2 separate regions of the Homo sapiens genome follow, and region 2 is linked to region 1. A link is an interaction called in ENCODE POLR2A ChIA-PET data of the cell type or tissue named here. Cell type or tissue: OCI-LY7. All regions are shown on one strand. Each heading gives the region's core, and the rest is flanking DNA. Links, peaks and the distances in the headings are about the cores only.

What was found. Peaks named below come from ENCODE experiments on the same cell type or tissue, not always from the same donor. Only the 100,000 strongest peaks of a DNase experiment are listed, where the experiment ranks them.
Region 2: POLR2A ChIA-PET joins it to region 1 with 12 read pairs; 11 of 35 experiments call an interaction of 5 or more read pairs at or near these places.

Annotation. Positions count from the first base shown.
Region 1 is chr1:183,583,261-183,587,660 of GRCh38, reverse strand. It overlaps NCF2 (neutrophil cytosolic factor 2), which reads left to right. Exons shown (of 15, transcript NM_000433.4): 2 at 684-766. It also overlaps the pseudogene C18orf32P1. Among named protein-coding and RNA genes, the nearest start is that of NCF2, 5.0 kb to the left of the region's middle. In OCI-LY7, for the core only: no CTCF peak of the experiment used is centred there; DNase peaks (open chromatin) are centred at 2,540 and 2,880; H3K4me3 peaks cover 1,368 bases; H3K27ac peaks cover 1,876 bases.
Region 2 is chr1:183,476,175-183,480,574 of GRCh38, reverse strand. The region is part of intron 1 of SMG7 (SMG7 nonsense mediated mRNA decay factor); the gene reads right to left. Among named protein-coding and RNA genes, the nearest start is that of SMG7, 5.9 kb to the right of the region's middle. In OCI-LY7, for the core only: no CTCF peak of the experiment used is centred there; a DNase peak (open chromatin) is centred at 2,034; H3K4me3 peaks cover 3,897 bases; H3K27ac peaks cover 4,000 bases.

The sequences.
Region 1 (4,400 bases), core at 196-4,195:
TTATAGTCCACTTTGTCTTTATTTGTATCATTGGATTTTTTTTTTTTTTTTTTTTTTTTTTTTTTGAGACAGGGTGCCTTACTTTGTTGCCCAGGCTGGAGTGCAGTGGTGCCGTCACAGCTCACGGCAGTCTCCACCTCCTGGGCTTGAGCGATTGACCTACCTCAGTCCCCCAAGTAGCTGGGACCACAGGCATGTGCCACCACATCTGACTAATTTTTAAATTTTTCGTAGAGATGGAGTCTCACTATTTTGCCCAGGTTGGTCTTGAACTCCTGGGCTCAAGTGATCCACCTGCCTTGGCCTCCCAAAGTGCTGGGATTACAGGTGTGAGCAACCGCACCTGGGAATTATTGGATTCTTGTGTAGCTTTTCTAGGCCATATATGACTAACAAAAGCAGAAATCAGATGGTATATGTATGGCTCCAGGAATGTTTTGTAGATCCACAGCAGAACTGGAATGACAATACAAGGAATGCACACCATTGTCCCAGACTTCAGCTTCTAAATGTGAGAGCGAAGTGGGGTGCACCGTGAGAGCACAGGGTGGGCCTCGAGGTGCCGACGAGGGCAGACAGCAGAGCTGGGCACCACAGGGAGCTAGGGCTCTGTGAGCCGTGGCTCATCTCACACCTCCTCACTGCCTTGCATCATGGCCATGTCTGGACCCTTCTCTCCTCAGGCCTTTACCAGAAGCATTAACCGAGACAAGCACTTGGCAGTGGCTTACTTCCAACGAGGGATGCTCTACTACCAGACAGAGAAGTAAGTGGTTCAATGTTGCACCAACTGGAGGATTTCAGAGAGAAACCCAAGGGGTCTCAGTGTTGCGGGCTTGGTGTTTGAGCAGTACCTTCCCAACCTCTGTTGGGAAATGTGACTGGCCCTTCTGGGGACAGTTATGCAATAAATCAGCAGGTGAGGCAGAAGCTCTCACTGGGGAGGCAAGGCAGGTCTGCCACCAGATTATAAATCAGCTGTGTCATAGGCACAATGAGCCTAGGTAACCACCATGGGCCTGATACTCAGCTGGTGTGACACCCCACCAGTGTCCCTGATGGGGTCACCCATGTAGGTCTCCTATGAGGTACTGAGCTGTCACAGAATGGGGATGATCATGAAACTGCATCAAAACCTGGCTTCATCCCAGCAAAATGCATTTCCAAAACCTGGTTTAATCCATTTGAGGAAATATACTTCAGCTGCAAAAATGATAATACAAATTAACATTATATGTATAAGAATAAATTACTACAGATAAGTAAGTAGCGTATGCACTTATACAGAAAAAGTTTGCAGTAGATGTTAATTTTTTTTCTTTTTCCGAGACAGAGTTTCACTCTTGTTGCCCAGGCTGGAGTGCAAGGGCTCGATCTCAGCTCACCGCAGCCTCCGCCTCCCAGGCTCAAGCGATTCTCCTGGCTTACCCTCCCGAGTAGCTGGGACTACAGGCATGCGCCACCACACCCAGCTAATTTTGTATTTTTAGTAGAGATGGGGTTTCTCCATGTTGGTCAGGCTGGTCTTGAACTCCCGACCTCAGGTGATCTGCCCACCTCAGCCCCCCAAAGTGCTGGGATTACAGGCATGTGCCACCACGCCCAGCCAGATGTTAAATTTAAAAACAGATTTCAAAACAGTTCATATAGCATAGTCCCATTTCTGTATCACAGAATAAAGTCTGGAAGGCCATAGATCAAAATGTTATCAATAATTCTCTCTGGATGGTGGGATTATAGGAAAATCCATTTTCTTCTATCACCCTGTCTGCATTTTTAGGTTTGTTTATAGTCAACATGGAATAATTAGTACAAAGATTAATAAATTCAAAATGAAAGTTAATCTCAATTCCTCCTCCCTCTCATCCTGCACAAATACCTCATAACAAATAACAAAGGAAAAAAATTCTAAGTGATAATTTCAAATGTTTTGGGGCATGGGAAACTGACCCTTTGTAGAAACTGTTCCACCAGTGTGCATCAGTTCTAGGGAAGAGGAATTTGGCTCAGGCTAATGAAGAATTTTTTTTTTTTTTGAGACGGAGTTTCGCCCTGTCACCCAGGCTGGAGTGCAGTGGCGCGATCTCGGCTCACTGCAACCTCTGCCTTCCACGTTCAAACAATTCTCTTGCCTCAGCCTCCCAAGTAGCTGGGATTACAGGTGCCCGCCACTACGTCCAGCTAATTTGTGTATTTTTCAGTAGAGACAGGGTTTCACCATGTTGGCCACGCTGGTCTCGAACTCCTGACCTTGTGATCCACCCGCCTCGGCCTCCCAAAGTACTGGGATTACAGGCATGAGTCACTGAGCCCAGCCTAATAAAGAACTTTCTGACAGTGAAAATGATCTGTGCATGGTGTGGGTGGGGTGAGGGTGAGGCCGGGCGTGGATGGAGCAGCAGGGAGGTTGTAGACAATGTCCAGACATCAGAGAGAGGGCTGGGCTCTGATCCTGTGCCACCCTGAAAGGCTTTGATCCTATGGTTTGGTCAGAAACAGAGCCTGTAAAACCCATGTATGCAGCTGTTGCTAAGGGCAACCACAAGATGCTCAAAGGACCTTAAAGATGTAGATGCAGTTAGTTACCTGAAGAAGTGAAAGTAGAAGTGAAGTCTTTTCTAAAAGAAAAACCACAGACACAATGGCAATCTGGGGAGAAAGAGAGCCTGGGATTGGGAGAAGATATCCAGGCATTTAGCTCTCTCTTCCCCCCATATTTAGTGTGACATATTTATTGTGACTTTATAAATTCTTTTTTTAATTTTAATTTTTTATTTTAATGTTTGTGGGTATGCAGTAGGTGTATATATTTATGGGACACATGAGATATTTTGGTACAGCAGGTGTTTATCTTGACCGACGTCTTGCCTCTAACTGCCTGTCCCCGCTCTTAACATCCTTCTCTTTCTCACTCCCCCTTACCCCGTCTCCAGACTATAGAATATGCAGGGAGGCCTAACAACAAATCCTTCAGCCGATCTTAAATCTCAAAACGCAAACTCTAAGGTCATTCCTTAGTGACCTCTAATAGTCTATAAAGAAGAGATACAACTGGCAAAAGAGTGAAGGCTCCCAGAAAGAATTTCCTCCAAAAAATGCCCGTGAGTCCCAGGATCTGGAAGGCCACGGTTTTGAGTGATTAGAAAGATCTTGGAAACTTCTAAAAGTAAGACCCAGGATTCAATTAATCTGTGATTGGTAATATTAATAGTTACACCTGAGAGAAAAATCTACCGAGTTTTATCTGTAATTCAACAATGAGGAAATTATACAAATGAGGCACTAATCTCAACCTCAAGCAGGCCCTCTTGCGCAATTCCCTAGGTGTTGGTATTCCCTTTGAAGTTCTGTTCTTGACCCTTTTCCCTTTTACAACTGCAGCAGTGGTTGTTAAATGGCAAAATGTGTTTCCAGAAATACACTTTCAAGCACACACATTCGTTTATGTACAATTCAGGGGCTATAGATATGAAGTCCGTATGTGAACCTTGAGGATCCATTCCTGGGCAAGGCCACCCTCTCCCATATGGCTGGCCTCCATTTCTCACAGAATCTGTACCTGAGATCCATCCAGGGAATGTCTCTTTCCCTAAACCTCATCAGGTTGACCTCTTAAATATTTCTTAAATCCACCTATTTCTCTCCATCCCCACTAGCACTGCCTTGGTTGAGACCCTCATTTTTCACCAGGACTACTGCAGTCACTTCCAAACTGATTTTCCAGCCACTGCTCTTGTCCCCTCCATTCATATTCCAGAGTGATCTTGTAAAATAAAAAAAAATTTAAAAAAAGCAATCTCTGTGAGAACTTCCAGTGGCTTCCATGACTGCAAGATAAAGGCCAAATTCCCTTGCCTGTTCCTATGTGGTCCAGCTGCTGCCACCCACTCATGCATCCTCCGTGCCTTTGCCCCAGCCATGCCCAACCACTAAGGCAGCGTCTGCTCCCTCTTTTGAGCCTCCTTTTGTAATATGTCTGGCCCGTGACAGATATTTGCTTCCTGTATATATTTGTCTTCTCCACTACTCTACGAATTTCGTAAGAAATCTTTACTTACTCATGCTTGTATTTCAGTATCTAGCATAGTAGTTACTCAATAAATGAGTGTTGGATTAAATAAAAGTGAGCAAAATATAGTCTCCGTTTCAAGGAACTTATAAATTAAAAAGGGGAAACAAGTCAAGAACACCAGTAACTGTAATGCAAGGCAGAAGTGGGTAACTGCTGTAAGAGGTAGTTTTAAGTAAGCGGGATGGGGGCTAGAGAAATTACTTCTTAATGTGTGGGACAGAAATTCCCTCAGATTGGCTGGGCACAGTGGCTCACACCTGTAATCCCAGCACTTTAGGAGGCCAAGGTAGGCGGATCACCTGAGGTCAAGAGTTTGAAACCAGCCTGG
Region 2 (4,400 bases), core at 172-4,171, 110 kb after region 1:
TTATTGGTGGAATGGATAGAAGGACAGATACAAGAGAGGGGGACACACAGAGGAAGGAAAACAAAAGTGTGAGTTTGAGGGAAAGGAAAACAATCAGTAAATGAATTTGGCCACCGTGAGGTCTTTGGCACCTTTGGAAATGGTAATTTCAATAATGTACTCAGAAAAAAATGGACTGATAGCAAGGGATTAAGGAAAAGTAGATGGTAACTAAAGGAAAAACATAGGTTAGGGCAAACTTGAAACGCTTGGCCATAAAACAAAGGTAAAGAAGGACAGAACTTGAAAAGAAAAATCAGATCAGGAAGGCCTTTTAAAGGAAAATTGAGATTGGTTCACAGAAAGTAAGATCGGTAAAGGGAATAATTTAAAAGAAGAGAGCGACACAAGTGAAAAAAGATCCTGAAGGATGGTAAACATTAAAGAGTACAGTTAAAGGAAGGGATTCTGTAGGATCCTGCCTGACCAAATTCCTTTTCCCTTTTTGAGGCCTACAGCAGCCACCAAATCTTTGAACTACCACTTCCACATCACCACTTCTCTGTCCATAAACCTACCTTATCTAAGAAAAACTTAGATGTGGTCAGCATACTAATTAATGCAATGTATTAAGTGAGTGAATCAATTTTTAAAAAACTTATTTGGAATAAAGGAGCCATGAGTTGTTCTTCCCGCCTGAAATGGCAATTTGCCCAATATCCACTTATTAAAATCCCATCCATCTTTCAATGTACAAACCAAATCTCACCTCCTCAAAGACACCCTCTCCACCCCATCTCCACCTCTGTTGGAATAAACTTCTTGCCTATACTTACATAATACCTTTGACCTACTATTATAGCTACTTAAATGTCTTTCTTTTAATTTGCCAAAGGCATAACCCCGGTAATTGTGCTCTATACAATAAGTATTCAATAATTGCCAGTAAAAGAACACAGATTTAAGAAATTAAAATATGTACAAATGTTTATGGATAATGTCTGCCTATGGTAACTAGCCTATTACTACCTAAAAGAAAACTGAAAAGAAAATCCAATCTGTGGCTTAGAGGAGAAAACAAGAAAATGAACCCATGCAGTGCATATATATCTTTACTACATATATTTTCTAAATCAGTGGTTCTCAACTGGGGGTGAATTTACAATCCAGGGGACATCTGGCAATGTGTGGACATTTTTTATTGTCACGATTGCAAGGGAAGATACTGGCATTTAATGGATAGAGGCCAGGGATGCTGCTGAACGTCTTACAATGCTCAAGACAACCCACCACAACAAAGAACTATCTGGACCAAGTCGTCAATAAGTGCCAAGGTTGAGAAATCCTGTTGTAAATGAAACAGACAAGAAAAAAACCCAAAGCTGCCACATAGTCTACTTGAGATTCCTAAAATTTTCTTAGACAATTAGTAGAATCACCTCCTCTTTCCACTGACTAAAAACTGGGTCTAAGGGAGAGTAAAAACAATGTTCCTAAGCAGCTCCATTTACACACTAACAAAAAAAGAGCTGGTTACAAGCTGTCACTTACCATGTGACATACCTGCCAAAATTCCACTCTTATATTTCCTTGTAAATGCTTAGTTACAATTTCCCAGACAGCTGATAAGTCTATTCATAACAATACAGCAACTAAACTAAAATATGGCTTGACTGCAAAACTTTAATGGCAATATATAATGGCCATCTGCCAATATACCTACAAACAGATGAATAATCCACTATCTACAAGACGTATGCTTTATAATTTATTCTCTACACAAGATCAATTAAACTAACCCATCTAAACTTTCAGGCACTCATTCATGACACTAATACAAAAATTTGAAAGGCTAGCCGGAGGCAGGAAACAATTTTTCTCAAGTATAAAACACACCAGCCCTTTTAAAGTGTGAACCACTCTCCACCTCAAAACTGCCTCATGAAACTTGCAATACTAGTGGGTCCAGATCTTACTGTAACACATCCATTAAAAACAACAACATAAAACTCAGCAATTGCTTCTTCTACCATGAAGGCAGAAGACCACAGCTGTTAGAAAGCAAAGAAATGAAACCTAAGATAGGACAGGAAGTATACATTTTGAATCCAAATGAAACCACAAGGGAAGCAGAAATTAACTGCCAAAATAATTTAGTCAGACAATATCCAAGCAGGTAATAAGCTATTAACACTGTTATAACAAAGACTTATAAGCCTAAAGAGACAGTCATTCATTCAAAAAATGTCACCACCTTTGGCTGATATTCCGGGACAAAAGCTACTTTACATTCTGTAAAGCATGTACCTGGTGGAAAGGAAGGGGATGGGGCAGGTGAAGAAGACTTCGTGGACCACATGGACTAAAATCAGCATGTGCTCTAAGACTTCTAGAAGCTTCAGGATACAGTGACTATCTGATCTAGCATTACTAGACTCTTCTAGAACCTGGAGACCATCCTATTTATATATTCCTCCCAATGCTCCCACTATCTTCTCTGTTCCTCTCCCCAGGCTAGGATAAGGCTTAGCTTGCTACTTTATCCAGCCTTATCTCCACTATCTCTCTGTTTCAAGATTTATAGTGATACATTTTTATTTTATACCATATTGGATATTTTACTTCCTATTTAAATGACAACCATTTTTCTGCTGGCTTAGAAAACAACCCTGTGGCTGTTATATTAGTAACAAAACTTCTGACAAGTGAGCCACTGAGATGCAGCGTCTTCACTATACATGTATCATACAAAAAATATATGTATATATACACACATATGTGCATAGACACATATACATATATGTATACATACACACATACACACATGTATATATGCACACATATGCACACACATGTATATATGCATATATACACATGCACACACGTATATATGCATATATACACATATGCACACACGTATATATGCATATATACACATATGCACACACGTATATATGCATATATACACATATGCACACACGTATATATGCATATATACACATATGCACACACGTATATATGCATATATACACATATGCACACACGTATATATGCATATATACACATATGCACACACATGTATATATGCATATATACACATATGCACACACGTGTATATATGCATATATACACATATGCACACATGTATATATGTATATATACACATATGCACACATACACACACACACACACACACAAAACAAAACAGATACTTTCTGGACCTTTCCTGTAAAGGAGTCTAACAGTAGGAATCCACTTCAAGTGGATCTCACTGAAACACTCACAGCATAGGAAGAAATTAGAGACAAAAGAGAATAGTGAAGGAAGAAAAGGAGGAAAGTTGAAGGGAGCATAGAGTATGAACAGTGGCTCCCACAATGGCAGCAGAAGTCATTCGGTGGCACCTGTGCCACCTTTTATAACAGGATTTGACCTGTTTGACTGGTATTCCCTATAGCTATGATTATTCTACTTTCTCATCTTCCAAAACAACTTTGATGTCTTCTCTGTCTGGTACTTTAATACTTCCCCCACTCCTGCTTTTCCAACTTTGATATGTTAATTTCCACTTTTCTTTTTTTCAAAATGCCATTATTTTAAAGCATAATATTATACCTCACCTGCGGCCTATCCTAACCTTCTCCTACCCCCATCAAATGAATTGTATTCAATACACCCTTTCTTTTACTCAACAGAGGTGTCAAAGTCTTTTAAAATCTTTCATTCTGTCATAAATCAAAAGAGAAAATACTCTGAATTCTCCTTCAATTTGAGTAATAAATTCCCAATGTTATTCGGCCTAGAACCCTCATATTTAAGATCATATTTTTATTTTTATAAAACATAACAAAGTATTTTCAACTTAACTGATTCTCTTAGAAGTCTTGTCAGTGTATTAAAAAGATACTTACCTTTCAACAAACAAAAAATTTCATTATCCTTTCCTGCCCAGAATATCATCATCTTTCCCACATAGAAGATAGGTTTTCTTCCTTTCATCTCTGCTCTATTTTTATAACTTGAGACTAATTCAGTTCCCTTGATGTTGAATTCTCTCTTTATTGGTCTTACTGGGACTTCTTGCCTCCTATCTTCATTTCTGACCCTTCTGAAACAGCCATCTTGCTCCTTGGTTTCCCACCACCCCACCATTTCAATGCCAGACATCCCAGCTCATTTACTCTAACAAATTAAAATTCAGCCAAGACAAAACTAATTTTCATCTACATGAGGCAGGATCTGTAGCTATAGAGATTAAAAATTGCCCAGTCATGATCTTCCACCACTGACAAAGGTAGGCAAGAAAATTCTTCAAGTCAAGGTCACGAAAACAATTGCTACACCCCCCAACCACATCCATTCAGCAATACTCGGCATCCTCCCTGAAGTGTCTATAAAAACCAACAGTTCTATTTTCAAAG